2 separate regions of the Homo sapiens genome follow, and region 2 is linked to region 1. The links are chromatin contacts, found by Hi-C or POLR2A ChIA-PET in ENCODE. All regions are on one chromosome and are shown on one strand. The core of a region is the stretch at or near the end of the contact, and the rest is flanking DNA. Distances in the headings are between cores, read along the strand shown. Region 1 overlaps MACF1 (microtubule actin crosslinking factor 1). Region 2 holds the start of PPIE (peptidylprolyl isomerase E).

What was found. Hi-C counts contacts between places; a loop is a spot of excess contacts on that map. ChIA-PET counts read pairs that join two places held with the same protein, here RNA polymerase II (POLR2A). Pooled maps may share reads with other maps.
Region 2: a map of astrocyte of the cerebellum shows a loop between it and region 1 (6-fold over the local background). The contact joins the promoter of PPIE here to the enhancer-like site in region 1. A Hi-C loop is called at or near these places in 1 of 168 maps with a recorded cell type or tissue (astrocyte of the cerebellum) and 2 of 50 pooled maps. POLR2A ChIA-PET finds 5 or more read pairs at or near these places in 6 of 52 experiments (A673, H1, PC-9 and 3 more).

Annotation. Positions count from the first base shown.
Region 1 is chr1:39,424,402-39,429,359 of GRCh38, reverse strand. MACF1 (microtubule actin crosslinking factor 1) reads right to left here. Exons shown (of 101, transcript NM_001394062.1): 62 at 1,746-1,905; 63 at 1,073-1,399; 64 at 34-118. Among named protein-coding and RNA genes, the nearest start is that of BMP8A, 65 kb to the left of the region's middle. Within about 2 kb of position 1,250, at least 2 of the 41 ENCODE cell types and tissues checked have a DNase peak (open chromatin) inside an H3K27ac peak, as active enhancers do.
Region 2 is chr1:39,734,012-39,741,681 of GRCh38, reverse strand. PPIE (peptidylprolyl isomerase E) reads right to left here and starts at 2,800. Exons shown (of 10, transcript NM_006112.4): 1 at 2,751-2,800; 2 at 1,419-1,517; 3 at 273-316. The coding sequence starts at 2,781. RefSeq lists an enhancer at 2,543-2,752.

The DNA.
Region 1 (4,958 bases), core at 1-2,500:
TAGGGGTGCTAAGAGACACACTTTTCAAAGTACCTGTGGTTTGTTTTAGAAGAGCCTGACCATTTTTAATAGCTTGATCTACATTCTTCTTTCTATTAACAATTTCTTCATTTAAAGCCTGAAAGGAAAGAATACCATTAATCCTGAAACTGTGGCACTACAAATGAAACAAAATGCGAGACCTTTAAGAGATCAAATTTAAAGTAAAGAGATGAATACTAGTTTAATTTAAACATCAGATATTTGATCCCCTCATCTTCTCCTTGGTTAGCCCATTGACTATTCAAAATAATTAAATCAGATACCTATAGGCAAGCTTTCCTATGCGCTGGATGAGAAAAACTTAGAATTACATCAGCTTTACCAATTATTGGTACCAAACCTGAACCCAAGAAAGGCAGAAGTGAAATTGAGCAAAATTGTCTACTGTGTCCAAAATAAGGAATAAACAGAAAGTTCAAGAGAAGAAATTCAGTAAGAACAGACTGACTTAAATCAGAATCCTGGTTAAAAACTCTCTTCATATTTAAAGTTGACGAAGCAAAAGAATCAGACTATTAGAAAAATTACCTATTTTTACTCTCCCAAACAGATTTCATAAAAATGAAATGAAAAAGGCAAACTCTTCTATTAAGATGACACAGAATCCCCGGAATTTGAACAAATCCAGAAATATCCTAAAAGTTTTTTAACTGTATGATCAAATCCTGGGCACTACACAGATAGATCTGGTTTTGTTAAAGCACATTATCTTTCATAAAACTGCTCAAATAGAATCTTAGTGACCCATCACCTAATAATGTAAATCATGAGTTGGAGTTCAGATGGCCCCTGACTATATACCCTGTACCATCTTCTAGAATTACTGATTTAACTTGTTAAATATAAGTATTTCCATGGACTCATCCAAAAACAGATTAGCAGTCAGCATCAAGTCCACTAACTATGCACTTGTGTATAAAATAAAGTTGAAGTGTTTGTAATGAAGAAAAAAAAATAAATGAAGAGAAACATGAATCAAAATAACAAAATAACAGAATAACATAACCAATAAAAATGGAAACATGAATACCAGGTGGTCAGCATGCTGCCTGTGCAGGACATCCTGTTTGAAATCCTTTACGAACACTGAACTGAGCTTGTCCTCAACCTCAGCCAGCCAGTTGAGCACCTCCACCTCATCCTCCCCAAACAGCCTAGCATTAGACAGAGCTTGGTCAAGTAGGGCTGCCTTCCGACAACAGCGGTCTTGAATTTCACTGTATCGGGCCTGCAATGAGTCTATCTTTTCTGACAGCACACCCTGTTCTGCAGGAGATGTCAGGGAGGAGAGGGACTGCCCAATTTTGACTGCCTGGTGCACATCTGTTGCATGGTTTTCTATGTCTTCTTCCAGAGCCTGGAAATCCAGATGGAAAAAATGAATAACAGAAACAAAATAAATGAAAAGTAAACACAAAATGATGAATAACAAATGATACAACAAATTAAACAATTAAAAAACTCACCGACTGAAAGGCAAAAATAATATAAAAATTGGGAACAAAAGCTGTTTATTCCGGTGGTAGCCTATCAGTCAATTTCTATTTGTATTTCAAGAATGTGACTTTTCCAATTAATAATCTGACCATATTTTAAGTTAAACCCACAAAACACACATCCTCTAGAATGCTGCAGGCAGTTTACTCATTTCTAGGATTTCTAATTCCAGTTTTCTATTTTCATTTACTGTAACCACTCCCTACCTTGTGCCGAATGATCTGCTGCTGTATTTTGGCAGTCTGAGTGCCAACAGGTTCTGAGTTAGCAAGCTTTTTCTCTGTGACAGATAAGAAGTCAGAAATAGGCTCAGCTGTCTCATGGAACTGTTTGGCCAGAACCAGGATGTCTTCCAGCTGTTTTTGCCTACACAAATATATAGAACAAGCTGCTCAGGAAGAAAAGTCACATTAAAACTGGTAATAGTACTATACTCAGTAAAAGAATAGTCTTTTCCAGGTATAGTTTAAATACCAATAGTAAACAGAACACACGTTATGTAGCATTTCGATGTTTTAAAGGATTTCACACCATTAACCTTATTCTCATTCTGTCATAACCTTGTAAGGTGGACAGAATAATTATCCCCCATTATAAAAGAATAATTATCCCCCTATTATAAAAGAGAAAGTTCAGTCAGAAGGCTTAAAGAAAGATTTGTCCAATCACCTGGTGAGTAGCAACAGTAGAATCAAATCTTCTAATGTTCTCCTTATTTAACACAAATCAAAACAGAATGTAGTATATATATCACCTGAACATCTGACCAAAATAAGGTTTAAAGGAGGCAAAAAGTTGTCTGTTTTCATTCTCTCTGTCACTACTACCTTCATTTATGAGTGAAGATATCTGAAGAGTAAAGACTGTATATTGCCTATGAACTAGAACTCCCTCCCCAACTCCCCAAAATCCAGTCAGGCTTCTGGTAATTTCAAGCCCCAGAACATAACTTTGAATCCAGATTTAAGGCAAAAAAACAAAAAAGAAACAAACAAAAAACCTCACGCTGGCTGAATTTGCCAACACAAAAAGCACCCCCCCCAAAAAAAAACCAAACAAAAAAAACTACAGACTTTATAGCTCACTTGGAATCTTAACTCTTATTTAATATAAGATCCATAACTAAGCTTGGCTTTTCCTGGGATACATGACTGTCACTGAGACCAGAGAAGTGCTAAGAGATGTACTTTCCAAAGTACCTGTGGTTTGTTTTACTCTATAAAATAAAAGCAGCAAATTACAAAGTGAGGAGGAAGTCTGGATATTGGAGATAGCCTGACAAGGAACAGACAAGAAAACAACCACAGAACTGTATTAGCATGCAGATTAATAATGAAAGGTCATAATGTTGTCTTTGAATTACTAAAAACAGACTAAGATATGGCATTTGAAGAGGCCTGGGAGTATATGATGCACTTAAGTTCAGCAAACCTTTACTGAAGACCTAATTTACGCCAGGTCCTATGCTAGTTATGCCCTGACAAAGTTATTTTAATAAGAAGTGGTTTAAATAAAAAAAGTTGGCATTTTGATTACTGGAAATTCAATTATGTTTGAATATAAAGAAAAACATATTTTTTAAGTGGCAATCTAAGTCTAAAACTTTCTTTCCTAGTTTGTTTATGCCAGCCTTCAAAATATATCTTCAAGTAATGCAACTAAAACATACAATATTAAAAATTATTATTAAATTTGAATTTCATTTTTTAAAAATTGCCTCTAATTTTTATGTCTTTCTTACTCATTTGATTTTGGAATCTGAAAATTTGAAGAATTTATTGTAATAAGATTAAAGGTATTTTTAGGGAGAAGAGCTAAAAATAATTTAGAAGCATCAAATATCTACTCTTGTTATTTGTTTCTATTTAAAATATTGGCCCAGAAACTATATTAGGCTAGGAGGATGGAAACAAGTAAAGTAGAAGGAAAGAGTCATAAAAATATGCATTAGATAAACAAACCATGACTTTAAGGAGTTTATGGACCAGGAAGGTAAGTACATAAAATAATGATCATAATACAAGGTACAGATAAAGAGTTATGGCAGTGAAGAGGCAGGAAAAATTATTCCATGATTGAGGAATAAAGGTAAGTTTTATAGAAGAGAGAGAGCTGGACAAAAGCATTTCATGAAAGATGTATTATAACCCATAAAATAAGACACAGGGTTAGGACATTGTCAGAAGATATTAAAGAACAGAATATAGTTTACTTCAGCTATAATATTAAGGAGTGAGAAGAATAGTAGAAGCTAAGAAAGGTAGGTTAGGGTCAAATAGAGGGCTTTGAATGGTGTGTTAAAGAGTTTATATTTTATTTTAAGCACCTTCTTAGCACGGCAGGCAGTGTGTCAGCCTCATAATCTAAAGGTTTTATTCTAACAGGGAGTCAATTAAATATCTCTGAGCTTGAAAAGATATGATTAAAGGCTTATTTCAGAAAGGTTCATCTGCAGCTGGGGGATGGGAAGGGGAAGGCCCCAGGGTTAGTGGTAGAGTGATTAGTGAAGAAGCTATCTCTATACACCTAGTGAGAGCTCGTAAGTCATGAACTGAGGGGAGAGTGGGAATTAGAGAAACAGATGGACAGGAAAGACACTGTAAAGTAAAATAGACAGAATTTAGCATGCTGATCGATGTGGGCACAAAGGAGAAATTAAAAAAAGAAAAGTAAAAATGGAGTCGAGGTTTTAAGCCTAGGAAACTGGAAAGCTAATGGTACCATTACTGGAAATGGACAGAGAGAAAAGAAAATAAGCAGTACAAATCTGGAAATACAAGTAAGTTAAATTCTTTCCATTTTGTTTCTTCCACTAACATAGGCAAGCCATACTTTGCAACTCAGGTAAGGAATAAGCCAAGTCATGGGCAGGTGGACATAAAAAGACTGAAGAGGGAATTATTTGAAGACTGCCATAGGCTACCTAGGAAATGTAAAGGATACAATAACAAATGATCAGCTCTCTTATTGATTTCTCATTAGCTGGTATTTAATTTTAAAACTGAGGACTGTATAAAAGTAAAGACATCTATGTGACTTATTAAGCTCAAGTCACAGGATAACTTATAGCTATGAAAAGAGAAAGGGAATATTTCCTTGAAGGAGGATTTGTTGCCTGTCTTTTTGACCATTTATTGAGGTAAGTTCATGCATCTCTTGAATTCCCAGATATTTAACAGAACCACAGACTAGCTCCTAAAGGCAAAAAAATCTAATATTACTATAAGCTAATAGAAAAGAAATATGACACATTTCAATTCCAAGTATCAAAAGCATTATTTATAAATATAAGAGGGGGAAATCTGTTTGAAAAACTCAGAAAATAACTCGGCTGGACTGTAGGAGTCTGTGTCTGTCATTTGGAACTATGATTATACTACAGCAGAACAACCACACAGAGCAATGAGTTTTCCAGCTCT
Region 2 (7,670 bases), core at 1,551-4,050, 310 kb before region 1:
ACTACTTCCAGGCAAGAATGCTCAATGAACAGGGGTGCATGAGCTAGCTCCTCTGCAGGGCAAGAATGGGAGGGCCTGGCAGGTCTGACATGTTATTCACAGTCCAGTCTGATTATGTGAGAGACGCTTTCCTTAGAACAGCACTTACTTCTGATCTCTCTGGAAGCATCAGCCTAAGGCCCAAAAACCTAACCAAATGGTGAAAAGCTTCCTTTGTAATCAGTAACAACATCACAAACCAAGGACTAGACACTAGTAACACAGACTCTCACCTCTGCCAACTCAAATTCAACAAAAGCAAATCCTCGGTGCTTTTCTACAAAATGGAAAAACAAAAACAAGTAATTACTATGTGGGGTAGTGGGAAGAAACAGGATGGTCACAAAGTGAAGTCAGTTACATGTCGTATCCAAACACCAGAAGTTCTATCCAATCACTATTTAGGAAGAAGGAATCTCATTCTTGATTCTTCTTATACAATATTTTAAGCAATAATAAACTTTGTTTTTTTAATGGACATAGCTGAATAGTAAACTGTATTTTTAATTGATAAGTATTCAATTATTCTACGAAAGCCAAACTTAAAACCTTAACCATTGCATGCAAAGCAATTAGAAAAATAAAGTCATTTGACCTATCAATTATCTATCTAAATATATATTTTGCGCATCAACTGTGCATAAAGCATGAATCCTAAAACCTGATAAAGATGCTCAGTCTTTATCTTCAGGAAAATGCTGAACTAACTAGAAAGACCAAGCACAATAATGTTTATCATAGAACTCAGAGACTAGAAGGCCCTTAGAAAGCCAACATAACCTTATCATTTTGCAAATAAAGATTTCCCAGGCCCAGAGAGTTTAAAGACTTTGCTAACAATCATATGCAAGGTTGATGATAAAACTAGGCCTAAAACTATAATCTTAAAAATGACAACAAAGGTAAACAGAAAACTGAACTGTGGTTGTGATACCAATCGATGGGAAACCCACCCAGGGGTGCAGAGGCCAAGAACCCCCGCCCTCACCCACCCCCATTATGGGGCTAGGCTTTCCCGCTGCCTCATTTAATAGCACAGCTGCAAGAAGGTGCAGGTGGGATGGGGTACCCATCAGGTAGATTAAAACAACATTCAAATCTCAATGTAGTTCAAACCTATCTCCCTACTGGTCTATTGAAAAATCTGTCTTATCTCAACCCAACAGCTGAAGACTCTGGAAAGTATTCAGAGTTCACAACCACATGGCCTCAGAACATTCCTTCTCCATCGAGATCACTGTCACCAGACACCTTCCTGAACTTACCTGTAGTGTATACTAACCATATTTAGAATGCATATTTAGAATTGTGATGTGACTTTAATTTTTTAAGGTATTTTCCTAGTAAGAGGATTCTGAACGTGAGAGACACTAACTCACCTGTTTCATAATCCAGAGGAATCTGAATATCTGTGATGTCTCCAAAAGGAATGAACGCAGCATGAAGAACTTTGTCGTCCACTTCCTCTGCCAGTCCACCTGCAAATAAGCCAAGGGCCTTCTGAGCCACTGATCTCCATACTCTTGCAGAAGTCCTTGCAGCCCAGTTAGCATGCTAGCCAGGGGACAGGACCCTTCCATTCAGTTCTTTGGGTAAACAAACATCCCCCTCTCATCTCTGCCCACCCATACTTATGAAAAATATTCCTCTCTTCGCCCTTCTTTCAGACTCTCATCTAGTCCTGGGATTACTGCAATAGCTTCACAACTGACCTCCCTGCCTCCATTCCATCAACTCCACAAAGCCAACTAGAATGATCTTAGGAAAATGCAAATTTGAACCCGTAACTTTTCGCTTACACTCCTTCAAAGGCTTCCCACTGTCCTCAGGATAAAGTGCAAACTCCTTAGCAGTACCCACCTCTCCAGCTTTTTTGCTTTGCTTCCTAATTTCCTGGGTCTCCCGAATAATGACCCACTTGCCCCCAAGTGTCAGGCTATTTCACACCTTTGCGACTCCCTTGCAGTGAACGGCCTTGCCTCTGCTTCGGTTACGTAGCTAACTCCTGCTCATCAGCTCTGGCATCGCCGCATCCAGAATTTGCCCTCGCTTCTCCAGATGGATGGGTCATTTGTCCCGCAGCCAGGCCCATATTATCATGATCCATCCTCACTACAGCGCTTATCAAAAGTGTGCTACTGAGGTAATTCCACTTTTTTTCTGGCTAGTCTGGGAACTCCTTCCTTTATGGCAGGGGCTGGGGCTGAGCCGTCGCTGCACTGAATGTTTGTAAAACAAATGAACGAGAGGATCCGAAGGGCCATAATACTCCTTTACCGCTCCTCGGGGCCCGCTGGAGCTCAGCGGGCTAGGAAGTCAGAATAATCATTCCGTCTCGGGTTCACGCACCTGAGGTGTGTGGCAAGGCTGTTCACTGCAAGGGAGTCGCAAAAGCAGAGGCCCAAAGGTGTGAAATAACCTGAACCTTGGGGGCAAGTGGGTCATTTTTCGGGAGACCCAGCGAATCGGGAAGCAAAGCAAAGAAGCTGGAGAAGTGCGTACTGCTAAGAAGTCTGCACTTTTTCCTGAGGACAGTGGGAAACCTTGGAAGGAGTTTAAGCACAGCCAGAGCTATCGCCAGCACTACCGCCAGAGACCCGGCCTTGACAGCAGCTCGCCGTCCTCCTGGTTCAGAGATGCGTCCCACCCCACGCCCCGACCCTTGGGGGTCGCGTTCACTCAGACTCCGCCTAGCAACCCCTCCTGCTCACCCACGTACAAGACGCGCTTGGTGGTGGCCATCTTGCTCGCGCGCTTTTCCGCCGGAAGCCAGCACTCGACCCGTCCTCTTCCCCACTGTCCCGCCCCGCCCCCAACGCTTAGCTCTTAGACCCCGCCCACCCTCGCGTTGGTCCAACCGGCATCCCGCTACCCGGATGCACTGGGCGCCTTGTGAGGTGCGCAGTGGTAAACCAAGGGACGTGGTCCTCGCGCTTCCCAGTGCGCACCGTGTTGGGGGAGGGAAACCTTGGCCGAATCAACCCGATTATTATGGGCAAACGATAAACTCTGGTGCTTGGCCATCCTGCGCGTCTGTTTTTGGACAACCTGGGAGCTAAGAATGAATTTTACCTTTTGAAATAGTTGGAAAAAATAAAAAAACTATATTTTCTTGGCCGGGCGTGGTGGCTCATGCCTGTAGCCCCAGCACTTTGGGAGGCTGAGGCGGGCGGATCACCTGAGGTCAGGAGTTCGAGAGCAGCCTGGCCAACATGGTGAAACCCCGTCTCTACTAAAAATGCAAAAATTAGCCAGGCGTGGTAGCGGGCGCCTGTAATCGCAGCTACTCAGGAGGCTGAGGCTGGAGAATCGCTTGAACCCAGGTAGCGGAGGTTGCAGTGAGCAGAGATCGCGCCGTTGCACTCCAGCCAGGGTGACGAGAGCGACACACCATCTCACAAAATATATATGTATATTTTCTTAGCACATGAAAATTATGTGAAATTAAAATTTCAGTGTCCGTAAAGAAAGCTTTATGGGGACACAGCCACGCTCATTCCTTTAAGTATGACTGTGGCTGCTTTCCTACTACAAGGGCAGAAGAGCTATAGCCTGCAAAGCCTACAATAATATTTACAATCTGGCTCTTCAGAAAGAACGTTTGTCTACTCGTGTTAGGTTTTGAAAAGAAGGCAAGGGTTAAAGAAAGACACACACACACACACACACACACACAGAAAGAGGGCGGCTCGACAGCAAACGCAGGCTTTATGTCCAGCATAATAACCTACAGAAGTGGGGAACCAGCCTAATGCCAGTGCCCACCACTGCTTACAGACTGGGCAATTTATAGGTATGGGCGGTAGGGGTCTGGGCAGTATGGGTTGCTGCCTAGCAGGATATTGATATAAAGATGTTCTCATGATGAGGCGGTTTGGCCCTTGTTCCAGTGGGATGTCATCATGGTGTCCCTTGGACCTTTGCCCAGGAAGATATGAGAGGGATGTTTCTTTAGTTGGGCCTTTGTCTGCCTTGTGGTCGGGTGGTTAGGCAGGATGTTTCTCACAGCCCAAACCCCTGTGAAATGTTTCACTTTGACCAAGGTCTGCAGAATAGCAGGGAGCTTACAAAATGGTGCAGTTTAGAGTAACATCTTGGACTAAACCCACTAATATATAAATTACAGGTTGACATAGTGGTAGGAAATAATGGGACCATCTATTTTATATGGAGCAGGGGGTTAAGACCTTCCTGAGGTGACATTTAAGCTGAATTCTGAAGGAAAAGGAGCCAGAGAGAGGAGGAGGCAGCTTCCGCACACTCAAGGAACTAAAAGACCAGAGCCTGGGATGGTGGGGTGGAGGGCATATCAGGTGGGAAAGGTAGGCAGAGGGCCACATCATGAGGGTGCTGTAAGCCTTCTGGAAGATTTGGGAGCTTTGAGAAGCTGCTGAAGTTACAACAGGAGAGTTACATGCTCACATCATTTTAGACAGTGCTCTGACACTAGGCCCAGGATGGGTTGATTGGAACCCAGGAGACCAGGAAGTTAATGTAGTAGACTAAGGAAGAGTTGATAGTGGCTCTGTTCCTCCAATCCACTTGTCCAGGGTGATTTTTTTTTTCTTTTTTTCTTTGAGACAGGGTCTTGCTCTCTTACCCAGGCTGGAAGGCAGTGACATGATCATGGTTCACTGCAGCCTCAACCTCCCAGCCTCAAATGATCCTCCCACCTTAGCCTCCCGAGTAGCAGCTGGGAGTACAGGTGCACGTCACCATGCCCAGCTAATTTTTTTTTTTTTTTTTTTTTTTTAGAGACAGGGTCTTGCCATGTTGCCCAGGCTGGTCTCAAACTCCTGGACTCAAGCGATCCTCCTGCCTCGGCCTCCCAAAGTGCTGGGATTACAAGTGTGAGCCACTACACCCGGCCTAGGGTTATCTTTCTTCAAAATAAACCTAAATTCTCTAGAACTCCCTACCTAAATCACTGATGCTGCTAACAAGGTCCTTGACAAGGGGTCCATGCCTACCTCAAGTCAACCCTGACCTCCACATCAGTTCCTCACCTACTTACCATGGGCTCTTTTTCCTTGCCTCTGCTTTTGCTCATTGAGTTCTTTCTTTTCTCCATCTGGAGGCACCCACCAGTCCTTGTCAGAGGTCCTAGTTAAGCTTCACTCACCCAAATCCCCTATAGACAGAGTCCATAGTCCCCAAGTTCAGAAGTCAATTGGAATACACCCTATAACTATAGTCAGGTATGTCTCTCTCTCCCAGTAGATGAAGGTATTTGACACCACGGCCTGTACCCATTGTATTCCCAGAGCTAAGCAGTGGCTGCGCACACAGCTGACCTTACCAACCTCATGCCAAACCAGGGAGTTGATACTTATAGGAATGAGGCTGTGAGATCTGATTAGGAGAGCTCTTTGTGTACCCGTCACTATTCCAAAACAAAAGGTCACTCTCAGGAAGAATCTGACCAGGCGTCCTTTATGTGGTGTGGTATAATAAAAAATAGATACTTGGTCTTTGTCCTAGTTCCTGGCACAGAGCTTCTAAAATCATTGGAATATCCTGAGTGCTGTGTCTTTTGTTATTCATAATGAGCCCATTTTGACCCTACCTAAGTTTGTGCTAAGCAGATGACTCAAGGTAGAACCCCTAGCTCGCTTCAGGATGGGGGTTGGTCATCAGAGAAACCAACCATGTGATTAGAGGGTTGGGACTTCCAGCTCCCGCCTCCAACCTCTGAGGAGAGGAGGGGGTTGGAAATTGGGTTCAATCACCAACACCCAGTGGTTTAATCAGCCATGCCTAGGTAATGAAACCTCATATAAACACTCTAAATGCGGTTTGGGGAGTTTCCAGGTTGGTGAATACATTGATGTGCTTGGAACACAGCATGCCTAGAGAGGGCATGGAAGCTCACCAGCCCCTCTCCATTCCCACCTTGCCCTGTGCATCTCTTCCTACAATCTTTACAGCCAAGTTTGAATGCATTGTTTGGATAAGGAGGAACAAATGTCTCCTGTGGGGAAGATAGTTCATAAAAAACCAAACGGAATCTCAGTAACCTTGGTGTCTGCGTCAGCACCAGCTTCTGGCCCTCTCTTCTTTCGTAGGCGCGTGGGTCACTCACTCAGCACCTGCTTCTGTTCTTGGGAAAGTGCTGCCGCCAGCATGGAGGCAGTCAGGGGTTCCTGGCCTGCACATGGACAGCAGGCTGGGGTGCCTGGGAACCAGGAGAAGCAGTGGGTTAGCACCCAAGGAAAGGACAGCACTCGATGGTGGTCAAAGTTAGGACACTCCAACCACTCGACACCTGAATGCTACCATTCAGAATCCAGGCGAAGGGGAGAAGTAATGGTTTTTGACCAAATTCAGCGCATTTTGAGGGGAGTGGTGGTGATATAAAACTGTATAGATTCTCCATCGCGCTCAGTGCCTCACGCCTGTAATTCCAGCACTTTGGAAGACGGAGGCGGGTGAATTTCTTGAGCTCAGGAGTGTGAGACCAGCCTGGCCAATATGGCAAAACCCTGCCTCTACTAAAAACACAAAAATTAGCCAGGTGTGGTGGTGTCTGTCTGTAGCTTCAGCTACTCAGGAGGCTGAGGCAGGAGAATCACTTTAACTCAGGAGGCGGAGGTTGCAGTGAGCCGAAATTGTACCACCGCACTCCAGTCTGGGTGGCAGAGTGAAATTCTGACTCAAAAAACTAACTATGAAGCTGAGTGTGGTGGCTCACACCTATAATCCAAGCAATTTGGGAGGCCGAGGTGGGCGGATTGCCTGGGGTCAGGAGTTCAAGACCAGCCTGGCCAACATGGTGAACCTCTGTCTCTACTAAAAACACGAAAATTAGCTGGACGTGGTGGTGTGCACGTGTAGTCCCAGCTACTCGGGAGGCTGGGGCGGGAGAATCACTTGAACTCGGGAGCCAGAGGTTGCAGTAAGCCAAGATGGCACTACTGCACTCCAGCCTGGGTGATAGAGTAAGACTCCATCTCAAAAAAACATCCAAACAAACAGAAAAACTGCATAGATTCTCATCATATGTATAATAACATGCAACATAATTAGAAAGGGAAGGTGAAAAGAGCCCATCCAGAGCACACCTACTCTTCGTTGAGCCTAGTGCTAGGGAGATATTTCCACAGACATTTAGTTGTCACAAACTTGAGATAGAGATTATCTCCCCATTTTACCCAGGCCACCCAGGGAGGTCAAGCAATTTACTCACATTAGCAAAGTAATAACTGAGTATTTAATTTGTTGATTGAATATATAAAGCTCCAGTAACTATCTTTAGCAGTACAGCTTTTTTCTAAGGACCACATTATCCCCTTTGGAGGGATGCCCAGAAGTGACTGGATCAAAAGGTGTAAATACCAAAACAGTTATAATTATTATATGCCATAATGCCTCTTTCATTAAATGCTCTAGAAACATTAGCATATGATGTCAGTGATGAGCTCCAGTCTAGAAGTAGGTCCCTGAAGGCAGCAGAAAGGCTTCGTATCTTTTCATGTGGCATTAAGGTTTGGAAATCGCTTTAGAAAGCTTTAAGTAGGTGAAATGAATAGGAGTGTGGGAAGCATCATTCTCCTGTATTTCTGAGGGGAGCATTTAGACATCATAGTCACACTTAGCACAATTTGTATTTGCATTTTCTTTTTATTTTTTTG